Linked DNA regions of Homo sapiens: region 1 is linked to region 2. A link is a contact called in ENCODE Hi-C or POLR2A ChIA-PET data. All regions are on one chromosome and are shown on one strand. Each heading gives the region's core, a stretch centred on a gene start or an enhancer-like site at or near the end of the contact. The rest is flanking DNA. Distances are from core to core; before and after follow the strand shown. Region 1 overlaps LOC107986178 (a long non-coding RNA gene). Region 2 overlaps LOC107986178 (a long non-coding RNA gene).

Region 1 (7,420 bases), core at 2,249-4,748, 86 kb after region 2:
CAGTGTGCTTTGTCAGCTGCATATCTGCAGACGGTCTGCCAATATGGTCTTTTCCAAATGCCTTATATACTGTAGTTGCCAATCTTCTGTGTATGTCTCTCTCTCTCTCTCTCTCTCTCTCTCTCTCTCTCTCTCTCTGTGACTTGATTCTCTTTAGGAAGGTAGTGAGGCTCAGGGACCACTTTTTTTTTTTAATCGAACATGCACTAGCCAAATTGAGTTTAAGCTGAAGACTGCCTTTTGCAGAGAGACATAGATACTGTTGCACCATGTAACACCGTCACTCACTGATACTGGATAAAGCAGGTCAGAATTTCACTCAGAATCCATTTCAGCACCAGTAATAGGTTGGCACAAAAGCCTCAGCATTCATTACATGCTTACTGAACCTAACACAGATTTTCTGAGGGACGCTGAAAAATAGAAACAAGGGCAGGTTGCTCAGTCACCTTTAAATCAGATTTTTTAAAAAGTTGGATTCCTAAAAGCTAAGGAGGTGTAGGTCTTCACGAAAGGTGTAGAAAATCTGCTTTGTGTCTTTTCCATCTTTAAATGTTTATGATCCAGTGAAAAGTCAGATGTTTAGGGTTTTCTTCTTTAACAGAACTGTGGTGAAGAGGCAATGGCTTTAACATAGATTATATGTGAGTTCCATGTAGTTAGAGAAAGCAAAGAAAATTGTTTTTTATATGTTCTTGCCTTTTTTTTTTTTTTTTTTGGCCTCCTCTCTGTTTCTAATTTAATCTGGCAGCACTCTCTGAAGGTGTGGTAAGAGATAAAGCGTGACGGTTGTTTGGGCTGGCTTGCCAAGTGATTTGAAAGGCTTCTTAAGGATTTTGAATGCTGTCTTGAAGGTAACTGGTAGACACTGACAGGTTTTAGGCAGTAAATTACTTTGTCAAATTTACAATTTAAAAGCTACCTCTGGCTACAGTGTGGGAGATAAATTGGAGTATGCTGAGAATAAAAGCAAGGAGAAGATTTGGGAGCCTGCTGCCACTGTCTATAAGAACCATAGTATCTCTGAAATAGCAAACAGGAATCCTGTGAAGAGAGTGGGGAAGGAAGAGCCCAGTGTTGAGAAAAGTGGTTTTGGGGAAAACTCTTCTCAGTGGTGGCTTTTGAGCAGAGCCTGGCGTCTACCTTGGTTTACTAGTATGTCCCGAGCTCTAACTGCTACCCACTGAAATACTACCACCCTAAGGTAGGGAAGAGTCTGCAAAAGTTAACCTGATCAGTATCTATTCTGAAATAACTAAAAGGAAAATTGCTTTGAGTCTTAGCTTGGTCCGAAGAAGCTCAGTTCAGATGTTTGCTAGTTCTTTATATTCAGATTGTGAATACGACTCAGTGTATTTAAGGGAAACACACACACACACACACACACACCCAACCTGCAAGTCCCATGCATTGTGTGTTAAATATGGAACTGGCTGGCACAACCACCAAGATGGGAGTCATCCACCCCTGTAGATTACTACCTTGGACGCTGCTCTTTTCAGATCCTATACTTTATCTTCCCTAACAGTCATTGGAATGTCACTAGAACTTGATGAGGGCAGGGCAGGAAGCTGAGTCAAAAATCTCAGGAAAGCTAAACCACAGTAGAATTTATAAACCTTAGGATTCATATCTTAGGTGGGGTTGGGCTGTGTGATCTAAAATGGGAAGCGCTGACTCACTGCATTTTGAATAATGACTGGAGGCTCATCTCACAGTATGCCACTTCAATTACAACTGAGGGCTTCTGAATCTGATTTCTAAACACCATGGTCTTGCATCATACACAAATTTGATTTATACGATTAAACTATGCATGCTGGCATATAATGACAGGATAATAATCATGCTGTTGATAATAATGATAATGAAGAGGGAGAGAGATGGAATATGACAATGAATAGAGCACAGGTGATTCTACCCCTCGTTTATCTGTTCCTCTGAATATGTCCTTGATTGTGACAAGTGAGAGAGGAATGTGCTGTTGCTTCAGTTGTCTGATTCTTATAGTAAATATTCATATTTTTTCCTGTTTCACATGTTCCTTGGAAGAAAATTAACAACGTCTTCTATGCTGAAGGAAACAGAGACCAATTTGTATGTACACAGGAGGGAAAGCTGATTGTGTTAGGCAGATAAAAAATAATAGTGTTTAATTTTGTACCTTCTCAAAAGACTTTGGGGAGTCATTTCAACTTATACAATTTTAATTGTATTTGTTGATTTCAGAACCTAATGTTATTAAGACAAGGTTAATAGGCTTTTACATATCTGCTACAGACTTTTGGGGTGCTCTTCATTTTCCGTATCACAATTGATTGTCATGAACTCTGAATTAGAGCAGATAATATTTCCATTTTGCAGATAAGAACCCTGAGACTCAGAGAGATAAGAAAATTATCAACCAAGTAACAATTCAGAGCTAGGACCATCATTAGGATTTCATGGAAGTATCTTTTACTCTCCACCTGATGTTCTGATCTAGAATCTTGCTTTACAGCCCTGAAGGTTTCATCCTCCGCTTGAATGAGTTATGTTTAGGTTCCTATCTTCGAAGGGCATATTGTTCCCAGGAAACCAGTCCTTAGAACCCACACATGATGACTTTTACTAAGACATCTATTGAATGGTCTCAGTTAGAAGCCTAACTAAGTCCTTATTTTAGAAATCAGCCATATGAAATCAAAGTCAGCAAGTTTTAGTAAGAAGAAAAGTCAAAAATGAGGCCATCTTAGAAGACTGTGTTCTTGACTTGGCTCTGTCTCTGTTTAACTTATGTAATTCTGGGGAAGTCATATGCCTCAGTTTCCTCACTGGTACATGGAGAAGTAATGTCCTTCTGGCCTATCTAGTAGAATGATGTGGTATTTAAGTGAGATAGCATTTGCAAGACTGTTTCATAAAGGTAGGGTACTGTAACGTAAAAGATCTAACCACCTGTAAGGGATACGTTACCCAGAATCCACTTTGGCTCTTCTGACCAGTGTCTTTCCCACCCCTGGAAGGCATCTTTTTTTCAAATTTCCCTTCCTTAGAGTGCCATGCAGCAGCAGCAGCAGGAAGAAACAGCCACAGATATTTGGAAAAGAATAGAAAAATAGAACTCTCTCTTAAAACTTACTTGGAAGCTTGCTATTCATTCATTCATTTGTTCATTCATTTATCTCTTCATCATATATTTAATGAGAACCTATTATGTAAAAAGCTAATATATGGAAATGAAAAAAGTCTCTGCCTCAAAAGACATTGTCTAGCAGAGAGAGTATGCATGTACGTAAGCTACTTAAACACAGGTTAATATGAGTGTCCATGGGTGGGCGCGAGTGTGGGTGCATGCACTTCTTAGGAATAAGCTATTGTGAAATGATAGGTCACAGCTGACCAGACTGGCAAGGCTTTCTTGAGAAGGCCACCCTTCTATGGAATCTGCAGGATAAACATAGTAGTCCAGAGAAAGCAGAAGAGAAATGAATCCCAGGAGAACATAATCCCTGCTTCCTTCTTATGAGTAATGATGATGCCAGAGTAGCAAGTTTGAGATGTCTGTGCATTATGACATTGAATCCTCATAAGCCTCCTGGAAAGTAAGTATTGTACTGTTTATAAGAACAAGAACACATTCAGGAAAAGTAACATACCTGGGCTACTCAGCGGGTGAATGGCTGGAATTTGCAACCAGATCTTTGTGAAGCCCAAGGCCATAATGTTAACCACTATGATTCAAAATTTCCAAGCAGACACTCCAAAGTATCTTGTTTAGAATGGCACAATCAGAAAGTGGTCAAGCTGGAAATCACAGCCACTTCTGTCTGGCTCCAAACCTTGTTCCCTAAACTCTCTGCTGATCTGGAAACACATGTGCAAATGCTAGAATTTGAGAATATCCCTTTTTGGAGGCCAAAACAATTCTGTTAATTTGCTAGGGCTGCCATCACAAAGGACTACAGATTGGGTTGCTTAAATAACAGAATTGTATTTTTTCACAGTTCCAGAGGCCAGAAGTTCCAGATCAAGGTGTCAGTAAGGTTGGCTCCTTATGAAGATTTTGAGGGAAAATCAGTTATGTGCCTCTTCCCTGGCTTCTGATGGTTTTCTGGCAATCTTCTGTATTTCTTAACTTGTTAGGAGCATCACCGCAATCCTTGCCCCCTTCATTTTCACATAGTATTCTCTTCGTGTGGGTGTCTCTGTGTCTAAATTTCCCCTCCTTATAAAGACACTGTAGTCTTGGATTAGAGGCCTGCTCTACTCCAGTACAACCCCATCATAACTAAATATATCTGTAATGACACTATTTCCAAATATGGTCCTATTCTGCGGTATTTGGTGGTAAGACTTCAACATATGAATTTCGGGGGACACAATTCAACCTTTAACAGTCACCCTCCATTGTTGAAGCACCCAACGCATGTAGAAAATTTGCAGGAAATTCAGGCTGAGAGACAAATGAGCATCCCGAAGATCTTATTGTAGTCTCCCTAAGGACTTGGTTCTGTATATGACAATGAACAGAATTTTCTGTTTACAGAGAGAAGACTCAGCTTGCGAGTCTTGGGCTGCAGCTGCTTCCACTAAAGTAAGAGTGCTACCCTTAAACACATCACAGCCTTGGTTCCTCCCCTCCCCAGGTTTTGCAAGGACACAAACAGGAGAACTTGACTGACAGCCATTATGCATAATTGACTAAGCAAGAATCTAACTACTGGCTTGCTCTCCCTCTGCATATAGGATCCTCACGGGGGCGCCGTTCCAGGAATACGCCTGCCAGGCCCAGTCCTGGGCCACCTGTGTGTCTTGAATCATTCATTACCAGGTGTCCTCAACTCAACTTGCAAAATTGAAGTGTCTTAAGCCAGTTAAAGAACTCTGCAAAGAAGAGGCATGGTGCATCCAGTAAAGCCTCGTGTGAGAGGGACAATGATCAGGTTCAGGCTTTGGGGTAAAAAGAATGAGCTTCAGTTGGAGTGACACTCCGGCTTGCTCTTGTCAGGACATCACCCCACATTACCCTTCATCTTCTGTCTCCCACAGAAGGCCTCGCTTCCAAGCTGGATTTGAGTCACTATCATTATCCTCTGAACAGACTTTCTCACAGTTCTTTTTTGCAGACAGTAACATACTGGGGTTAATTTTAGATATCACCAACTTGGAGTTTATTTTGGATTCCAGAAGTTTACATTTAGGTCTGCTAAAACGCACAACCTGCAGGGGTGGGTGTATGTGTGTGTGCGTGTGTGCGCGTGCGCGTGAAACCCATCAACTTTCTTTAATAACTCTGAATATGAGTTATTTCAGAATATTTTCAATGGATTGCTAATGTTGTGCCAAAATTAAAATGAAATTTTAAACCAAAAGAACTTACAGATGAATTGCAGAGCTCGTTTGCTTTTTACCACATTCTTTCAATTGTGATTTTTTTATCCATATATATGTGCGTGTGTGTGCATATATATATATATATGCCACACTTTAGTTTCTAAAGCTTTATTTTTGGTCATTGTAAGAAACAGCTTTGGCTGAGTGTGGTATGTTCTCATCTTCATAACAATTCTGTAGGTTAGGTCAGTTTCTTAGAAATTAGAAAACAGGCTCAGAGAGAGATGACTTAAGTTGCTGAAGGCCATTTGGCAGGAGAGTGGCAGAGCAGGCATTGCCATGATGCTTCCTTGTTTCAAGACTTGTGTTGTTTTCATTACACACTATTTCCTCAGGGCTCTGTGGTTAGGCACAGTTTGCAGAAGGGCACTTCCTAATGGAAGCTCCCAAACGACCCTGTGTGCCACTGTGTGGAGCTGAATGAATCTGTATGATGGATAGGATCTTCAGATAGGTTGAAAAAGTTAAAATACGAACTCCTCAGACACATTCCACCAAATAGTATTTGGCAACAAGCACTGGGAATGCAAATTTTCTGTGCGCATAACCCACACATTTGCAATGATTGGTCAATGATGTTATGTACAGACATAGCAGAACTATCATTAGATTTGAATGTAGAATGCCTGGAGTTTTGCTCTGGCTCTGTTATTAGCTGGGTATTTTAAAGCAAAGCAGTTCATCTCTCTAGGCCTTAACATCTGCATTTGTAAAATGAGGAAAAAATCATTTCATTGTGAGAATAGCATGTCAAATATTTGAAAGCACTTTACAACCTATGATAAGGTATAAATGAGGCTTTAGTCTTCCTGAAAAGTCAGACGTAGAATAAACTTTCACTTATTGAATCACATTTTCCTCCAATAAGTTCCATCATTTCAATGAGCTGTTCAAAAGGGGAAAAATATGTGGGATTTAACATGGAATAAGAATAACATTTAAGAATGGCTTAATACTGGATTCAGAAAGGATTTATCTGTTACGGTTCCATAGTTTCTGTGCCTGCCATTTTCCTTCAATGGTCTAGCAAAGAATTAATGACACTCAAAATCAATCCACTTGCACTTTGTGCATATTTTAAATATCCATTAAAACAAATAGAACCAAGTAAATAAATATTTTTCTTAATACTGCTACCAACTGCAGTTTTATTAGCTATAGTCACACTTAACCTTCAAATAGCAGGCCCGGGGTCTCCTAATTTCTTAGTCAATCTTGGCAAAGCCTGACATTATATAGGAGGCTTGGCTAGGTGTGATTCACAGTTGATTATTGGTTCAAATCCAGAGATTGTAACATTAAATTTCGTACTATAACTCCAAGTGCCTATGGGTAAGCCTCCTGTCTACCTTTCTGAGCACAGCCTACTTCCCTATACCCCTTCAAATGTACTTTCCCCATCTCTTGAATTTCTTGATTATCTTTTCAGGTTTTTCCTGAATATAAATTCCTTGTCTATTACCCAGACCTCGAATCTAGGTCTCATTACCTCATTTCTTTGGCACTTCATACCACTACTTGTAACCTCTGGCATTACCTTGCAATACCCAGTGGAATCCTTTTCCAAATTAGACAGGCCACCTTGAGCAAGAATCAGCCTTATCTTGAAAACAAGACTTCTCAGATTCTCCCTGATCTGTATCTTCTTTTCTAATTCTTCTGGACTACATTATGACCTGGATCCCACCTCTTCTCATTTATTCAAGTTTTTCACTTCAGCAATTCTTTCCTGTCCTGTGTCATCACTGTTGTTTTCTTTCTGTTAGATCATTCACATCAACATACCAGCATTCAGTATTATCATAAAACAAGAGGACAAAATCTTTGGTTTCATATGCCTTCTGGCTCCTGTCCCATTCCACTGCTTGTTTACAGTAAAGCTCTTTAAAAAGTGTTTTCTTTACTCACTCTTCATTTACATGTCTCCTTTTTCCTGAACCCATTATTAACCCACCAGATCTTGAAAATGTTCTTGTCTGTCACTTAGTGCCTTGTCTATTACTAAGTCCAGTGGCTAATATTCTCCTTGCATACCCTATCAGCA
Region 2 (7,298 bases), core at 1,651-4,150:
AGGCACCCACCACCACGCCCGGCTAATTTTTTGTATTTTTAGTAGAGACGGGGTTTCACCATGTTGGTCAGGATGGTCTCGATCTCCTGACCTCGTGATCCGCCCACCTCGGCCTCCCAAAGTGCTGGGATTATAGGCGTGAGCCACCGTGCCCAGCCCACCTTCATTCTTTAGTATCAAAGGTTTCTGTTGAAAAAGGCCCTACCAAAGGATGAGATAATTAAGTACTAGAGGGAAAGAGTTTCTGAAAAAAGACCACTTCCTGGTAGTGCAAATGGGATAATGATTTACTTGCTTCCTCATGATTTTTAATACCAAATTTTATTTACTTATTCTCTTCTTTAATGCCCTTCAGCATATTTACACAGATTGCTTCACCCATTTCCCATATGTACTCTCTTAGCTAAAGTGTTAGCTTTCATCCAGTTATGCTCCTGTCTCCTGTCTGTCTTCACCTATTTTATTCCTTAACATCCTCATATCTTATTCTGAGCAACTATCAACACCATCTCTCTCAACCTCCAGAGATCAACTAAATAGTCCACTTCCTGTCAGAAATCATATTTGCTGATGTGGACTGGAGTTGAGATTCTTACAAAGCACAATATAACCAGGAAAACTTTCTCCACCCAATAAATATTACTTGTAAAAATAGAGTTATGTACAAAAGTTATATAATAATGAATGTCAGGAGCTGAAAGTGGTGGTTGAGGTCATGAAATCCAATTCCTTTTTTCTACTTGTTTTATTTCCTTCTTCTTATACAGAAGTAGAATCTGAGGCCCAGAAGACCTTGGTGAATTGTCTAAGCCCTTGTAATAGTGATTGAGTAGGAAATCAGGCCAATGCTTTTTGCAGAATGTATCTTAGACAATTTAGAAAATAATTTGGCAATATTATTGAAATGAGTTTTCTTATTAAGGATGGAGTGTATAAATAAGAGCTACCTGTCATTTAGCTAGGTGCTTTAAATATATTACACATGTATCTAATCTTTACAGCATTTCCACCAGGGAGGTATTATTATCCTCATTCGAAAAATGAAACAAACAAACAAAAAAACAAAAAAACTGAAGCTGGGTGAGTGGCCTAATTCCTAATTAATTGATGTTAAGAAACTTATACAAACATTTAGTAAGTGGTTTAGTTAGGATTTAATTTGAAGCCTGTCTGGACTCCAAATATTCCGTTTCTTTTTCTCTGACGTGGAGCCAGAATGAGTTCCATAACGATTCATGGCACATTGTCCTAGATATTAGAAAGGAATGAGATCTTAATCAATCTTTATTGCTTCAAAATATTGAAGTTTTTTTTTCCTCATTCTGAGTTAATCATCTAATGTATTCAACATATTGATTTTGGGGCACAGACATTAATAAAACAATCCTTAACCTCAGGGTGAAGTAACTCATGATGTAAATGAGAAACAATAGAGAAATAATATGAACTACAGTATTAAATGTTCAGCTCACAATAATTTTGGATTCTAATGCTATCAGCTCATTAAAATTTTGTCAGGTTTAAATGAGATATGTGATATTCTTTTAATTGGGGAGGGTATTCATATGCTAGTTTTAAAATTTATTTTTGTTTACTAATTAATTTGCTGATTTACTTATTTCTTCTTAATAAGGAACACTATGGATAGAGCATGGGTTTTGCTCTTCTAAATCCTGATTGATAGCATGCTTATTTTTATCAGTTAGGAGATGTATGGCCTTGAGCAAATAATTTATACATTTTGGGCCTCAGTTTCTTAAGTCATTTAGAAATGTTGGGCCTCCATTTCTGCCTAAGTAAATTGTGCTCCACATACTGGATTCCAAAGGTACTGAGTAAACAAGTTGAAATAGTGGATTTTAATGTAACCTGAAAACTCTGAAGTCCTAAAAAAAGTTTGTGTTTTAATAAGTGCATCATACAATTATTTTAAAAGAGCACAGATAGATTCCAGGGTGAACTACCGACCATGATAATGAGCACTCGTAGAAAATTGTAAATACAGGAATACACCTTTTCTTCAAAAAAGGAATTTAGAAAATGTTAGCTAATGCAGAGTCTATTAAGATTTTGCTGTTGTTGTAAGTTGGGATGGTGGAAATATTAGACACAAGATAGAAAGTATGTGGTCAAACTGTGTGTATTTTGGAGGCATATCTACATAGGAATGTTTGGGAAGGGTGAAAAGGAAAGTGAAAATTGATGGCAGAGATTAGAGGGCACTTAGAATCCTAATGAATAAGCCTACTTCTGGAGGTTCATTTCATTGTCAAAAAGCATAATATTATAATTAACGAAGTTTCTGCTGTGGTATCACAAAGAAATATCAAAGCTTCCTTTTACAATGGTGGAGGAATAAAAAGGAGTCAGTTTCTCTTCATTTTCCTGAAAGTGCTAAATGATTGTCATTTATCTTGGACATCAAGAATACTTGCTTGGAGTCCTGCTTCACAATTATTTGGCTATCTCAGCTTTTCCCAGGGATTTTGCTCTGGGAAGCTAAAGACCTAAAATTTGGTTCAGAGAGGCCATGGTGGAAAAAAAACCACAAGATGCTCTGATGCCCCTCTAGATAGAAGTTAAACTTCAAGAAAAAACTGCTCTGCTCAGTTCAGGAAAGCTTCATAGGGACCAAGGGAGTGTGGCATCCTTTAGATCTCATACTTTATAATTCATTCTAGGAAATAGGAGTCATTTTTCTCATGCATTATCCACAACCTCTTTCCTTCTTCTTTTTTGTTTACTGCTATCATTATTCATCGGATAAACACATCCATGTCTCTGAGGTCTAGACTCATGAACTCTGGAGGTCAAGCACCTGCTCTGTTCATCCTTTTGGATGAGAAACATTTACATGCAACGGGGCATTGCTTGGCTGGAGAAACAACTCTTCCGACTCAGCTAACCTGTATTTCTGGAAAAATCAGTGAGTCTACTAGATTCCGTAAAATGCCATTCCTGCTGACTCACTCCCTGCACTGGGCCAGTCTGTTCACCTCCGGTGAGTCTGAACATAGTTTTCTCATCTGTGACATTACAAAATGCAGATGGCTGCCTCTCAAAGTCCCCTGGCTTCTAAACTTCTCTGGATACAATGCCCATAAAGGAGGTTTCTACCATTACTTTTTTACTTCTCTACTTCTCTATTATTTTCCAAGACTTCTAGGACTTGAATAGATGCTTTGAACTCTACCTTGTGTGTTTCCTGAGCAATCTTCCTGTCCCTTTGCTGCAGCAACCATCTCCAAATGCCTTTCACCTAACCTGCTCTGAGCAGTTCCTCTCCATAGACTAATTAATCAGTCTTAACTTGTAACCTCAGGGTCCATTAAGAGAGTCTTTTATCACCCCCTCTTTTTATAAATATAGACACTGAGACCTAAAGATAGGTTGTCTTTTTCTTCAAAACACTTATATGAGGTAATTGAATCATTTATGTTTCTTTAATATGCATCTTTCTCCTGGAAAGATAAATATTACTGTCCGCGAGGACAGTGCCATACTTGTTTTTTTCCACTATCATCTCCACGTCCAGGCTTTACAAGGTTCTCCCCATAATAGATATTTTTTAAATCAATCATTGACTTGGGTACTTGAGTGAAGACTGTTAGGCCTGAGTTTTACAGTAAACGATGTCCTCAAATTTAGACTCTTGTTAATGTCTCCAAATGAAATTATATATGCACTAATACATAAAGTTACAGAATTGAGGGTGGGGGAAACTTTCTCATAGAAGTTTGTAGTTATGACCCATTTTCTGACAACTCCTGCTGTAGTGACCTAGCAAATTGTTTTATAAACCTCATCTTGAAATAATTATTATAGTATTATCTTCCTTGGTAAAATGAGTCATTATTAAATGAAAATATTTTTGAGCATCTGTCTATTTTTCATACATCAAAATTATCCAAAAATTAAGGAGGGTTGGATGTCTTTCAACCTCAGAGAGACTCTATTTATAAGTGAATAAATGAATGAAGTAACTGGATCTAACTCAGAGCTAAGCCTCATCCCTGGCTCTCCTGCCCCCTAATCCAGATCCTCGGTGTCTCGTGGGCATGCCACACACTCATTTCTGAGCCTGGGTGCCTGTTTCCATCTGCACGACTGCCTCCTCCACCCTTCTTAACTTGGCTAACTTCCCAGTCGTTCTGCAGGCCTCAACTGAGCAGTAACGTTTTCCAGAAACCCCTCCCTGATGCGTTTTTCCTTTATGCTGATTTACGTGTTTTTTACTTGTCTGTTTGCTCACCCCTTTATCCCTAAACCTAGTCCAATGTCTCCTAGATGATGAATATGTGTAATAAAAGTTCTCAGGTTGTTGAATTATTTAATTTTGTGCAACCTACACAACCAAGCATTAAGATAGCAAAGGTAAATACTTGTTGAAAGTGGCCCATTTCTCTACGTGAGAGTCTCTTGTGTTTCTTTTAGGCTGCTGTCAGCATATGAGGCAATAAGAGAGGTAAGCAATCACAAAAATCTTCCCTCCTTCCAGATTGTTACTCTGGACCCAGTGACAAAGGTAAGGACAGGTTCTCTGATTTAAATGGACTAACGGGCCTTGAATTCCATGATTTTCCAGCTGGATTTTCACTCTCATCTAGAATTTCTCTTCGCCTGTGTTCACTTGCCAGTTATCTTACGTGGATGGCTGGGATCACTCAAACCAAAGTTTATAGCAATATGGAGTTGCACTGTTATCTTGTCACTGTATAACAGCTTTTCACTTAGATGTATTTTGGTTCCTTCCCCAACTCTCCAAAATGCACTCATATTTTTCATCAATATTTATTTATTTATTGAGCACCTACTCTATGTTAAGCACTATTTTAACCCTGGTGCTACTGCAGTGAACCAGAAAGATAAGAATTCCTGCCTTCACAGAGTTTACATTTTAGTGCTTAATTTGTAATATTTAATAAAAATGTCTATGATTTATTTCAGCTGATATAGCAGATACTATTAATGTCCTTCTCTGTCCCCTTCTTCATTTCTAACAGATACCCAATTTTCATCAGGTAGGGGGTAGTCTTCTATTTCAGGGAAAAGTGGATCCTTTCTCAACCTCCGGGAGTGAGTCGTGATTGGACTTAGCCAGTCATATTGATCTTATTATTCTGGCAAGGGATTGTTTTGAAAATGGTCATGTGGGCTGGGCGTGGTGGCTCACACCTGTAATGCCAGCACTTTGGGAGACCAAGGCGGGCAAATCACATGAGGTCAGGAGTTTGAGACCAGCCTGACCAACATGACGGAACCCCATCTCTGCTAAAAATAAAAAAATTAGCTGGGCGTGGTGGCACACACCTGTACTCCCAGCTACTCATGGAGGCTGAGGCCTAATAATCTCTTGAACCAGTGAAGCAGAGGTTGCAGTGAGCTGAGATTGCACCACTGTACTCCAGCCTGGGCGACAGGCCAAGACTGTCAAAAAAAAAAAAAAAAGGCATGTGACACAATTTTGGTCAAAGAAACAACAAAGAGTGATCTCTACCTGGAGGGTCTGGGATGGTGTGTTTCATTCTTAAAATGAGACACAAGGTATGGTTGCTTGTTTTCTTCACCTCTGGACATTGGCATTTCCTGTGACACCTGGCATTGGGACAGCTATCCTGAGAAAATGGAGACTGAAGATGTAAGAATGGAAGAGAGTAATCTATGCTACTGGTGATGGCAGTTGACTTTTATATTTACCGTGAGACTCTTCTACTGCCAACTTCTTGTCTTTTGAGACATATATAATCTCCCCCACTTTTTAGTTGGGCTGTTGGTTGCTTACGGCCATAACTGACCTAACTGATGTGGTTGGTTGTGCAGCTCTGTTTATATTGTACCCAGCATAGTATAACATAAGAGCCAGGAGACTTCTTCTGTAAAAGGCCACATAGTCAGTACTTTTGGCTTTGTGGGTATCATAACCTCTCTCACATCTACTCAAGTTTGCTGTTGCAGTTGGAAAGCAACCATAGATAACCTCCAAACAGATGGGCAGGACTGTGTTCCAATAAGTTTTATGCATAGAAACAAGACCTAGGATGGATATGGCCTACAGACAATAGTTTGCCAACCCCTAGTATAGTGGAAAGCCTATGGATTTTGGCATCACACACAACCTGTCTGAAGTCCATCTCCATGTTCTTGCTATGTTTTCTAGTATATATTCAAATATATATATGAATTGTATATATTTAGTTATTTATATAATTTATCTTTCCCATTCGCACATAAGATCCATCTGCAAAAGGCCTTAAATACTTTTATTTAAAGTACTGGGTGTTTGAGTGCAGCAGTAGATACTACCACATGCTGCTGTACTCAGACACTCAGAAGAGGGCTGAATGACTTAATGACTGTATATTTGATTGAGATTCTGAATTACATTATTCCTATAAGGGGGGAGGGACTTCATCTCATATATGTTACCATAGCGCCTAAATAGGGAGTTTCCCACAAAAAAAAAACCTGCATGGAAATGCATTGATTACAGAAATAATACAGATTCTTCTAGTCTATTGCCACAGATCGCTCTCAAAATCTCAACCTTCTGCCATCTAAGTAAATGCTATGGATGATGGTACTGGCTGCATGATTGTAAACTAACATGCAGTAATTCTCTACTTGTCACCCTATCACCTGGAATATAATGAACTCCTGGAGAACAGGGGAAATTTTGTGATTAATGTATCACACATAATATCTTGAAACTACCTGAAATTCATTAAGTGCCTGCGAAAATTTAGTTTATTAGGCCTGTTGGTAATGGGTCAATACACTTAATTAACTTAAACATGGAAAGATACATTTAAAGGAAATAGACCCTAATTGATCACCTGCCAAGACTTCTACTTATAGATGTTTTTAATCCCCAAAATCCTCCTCTTGAGGGGCGCTTGTTAGTAGCATTTTACCCATGGAAAGAAGGAATCTTAAATGAGTTAAATAGTTGACACGCAGATCATGGGGTGGAGTTGCTATTCATAACCTGGCCTTTCTCTCTTAAGCCAGGGGCTCTTTTCAGAAGAAAATATTATACTTAGTAATTGTGAAGCTAACTTCCCAAGAACTGGGTTTCAAGGAAGAGCACTCATTAAAACCTGTTTCTCATGTTCTTCTCCTTGTTCCTCTTTTCATTCAGGGGATTTTCTATACTTAGTTCCAGGCAGTCATTTTGCTTTGCTTCTCATCTGACCTTTGATAGCACAGTCCAGTTCTTAACTAGGAGGCAGGCACTGATTAACTTCCACTACATTTTTTCAGTGAGTCCAAAGCATACCAGGAAGTCTACTAGCTAAAAT

What was found. Hi-C counts contacts between places; a loop is a spot of excess contacts on that map. ChIA-PET counts read pairs that join two places held with the same protein, here RNA polymerase II (POLR2A). Pooled maps may share reads with other maps.
Region 1: a map of PC-9 shows a loop between it and region 2 (6-fold over the local background). The contact joins two enhancer-like sites. A Hi-C loop is called at or near these places in 8 of 168 maps with a recorded cell type or tissue (IMR-90, PC-9, cardiac septum and 4 more) and 7 of 50 pooled maps. POLR2A ChIA-PET finds 5 or more read pairs at or near these places in 2 of 52 experiments (HCT116 and PC-9).

What each region holds. Positions count from the first base shown.
Region 1 is chr4:11,697,435-11,704,854 of GRCh38, forward strand. All of the region lies in intron 2 of LOC107986178 (a long non-coding RNA gene), which reads left to right. Among named protein-coding and RNA genes, the nearest start is that of LINC02360, 68 kb to the right of the region's middle. RefSeq lists an enhancer at 983-2,182. Within about 2 kb of position 3,499, at least 4 of the 41 ENCODE cell types and tissues checked have a DNase peak (open chromatin) inside an H3K27ac peak, as active enhancers do; they include HCT116, PC-9 and mammary epithelial cell, where a contact is called at or near this core.
Region 2 is chr4:11,611,676-11,618,973 of GRCh38, forward strand. The region is part of intron 2 of LOC107986178 (a long non-coding RNA gene); the gene reads left to right. Among named protein-coding and RNA genes, the nearest start is that of LINC02360, 150 kb to the right of the region's middle. Within about 2 kb of position 2,901, at least 5 of the 41 ENCODE cell types and tissues checked have a DNase peak (open chromatin) inside an H3K27ac peak, as active enhancers do; they include HCT116, PC-9 and mammary epithelial cell, where a contact is called at or near this core.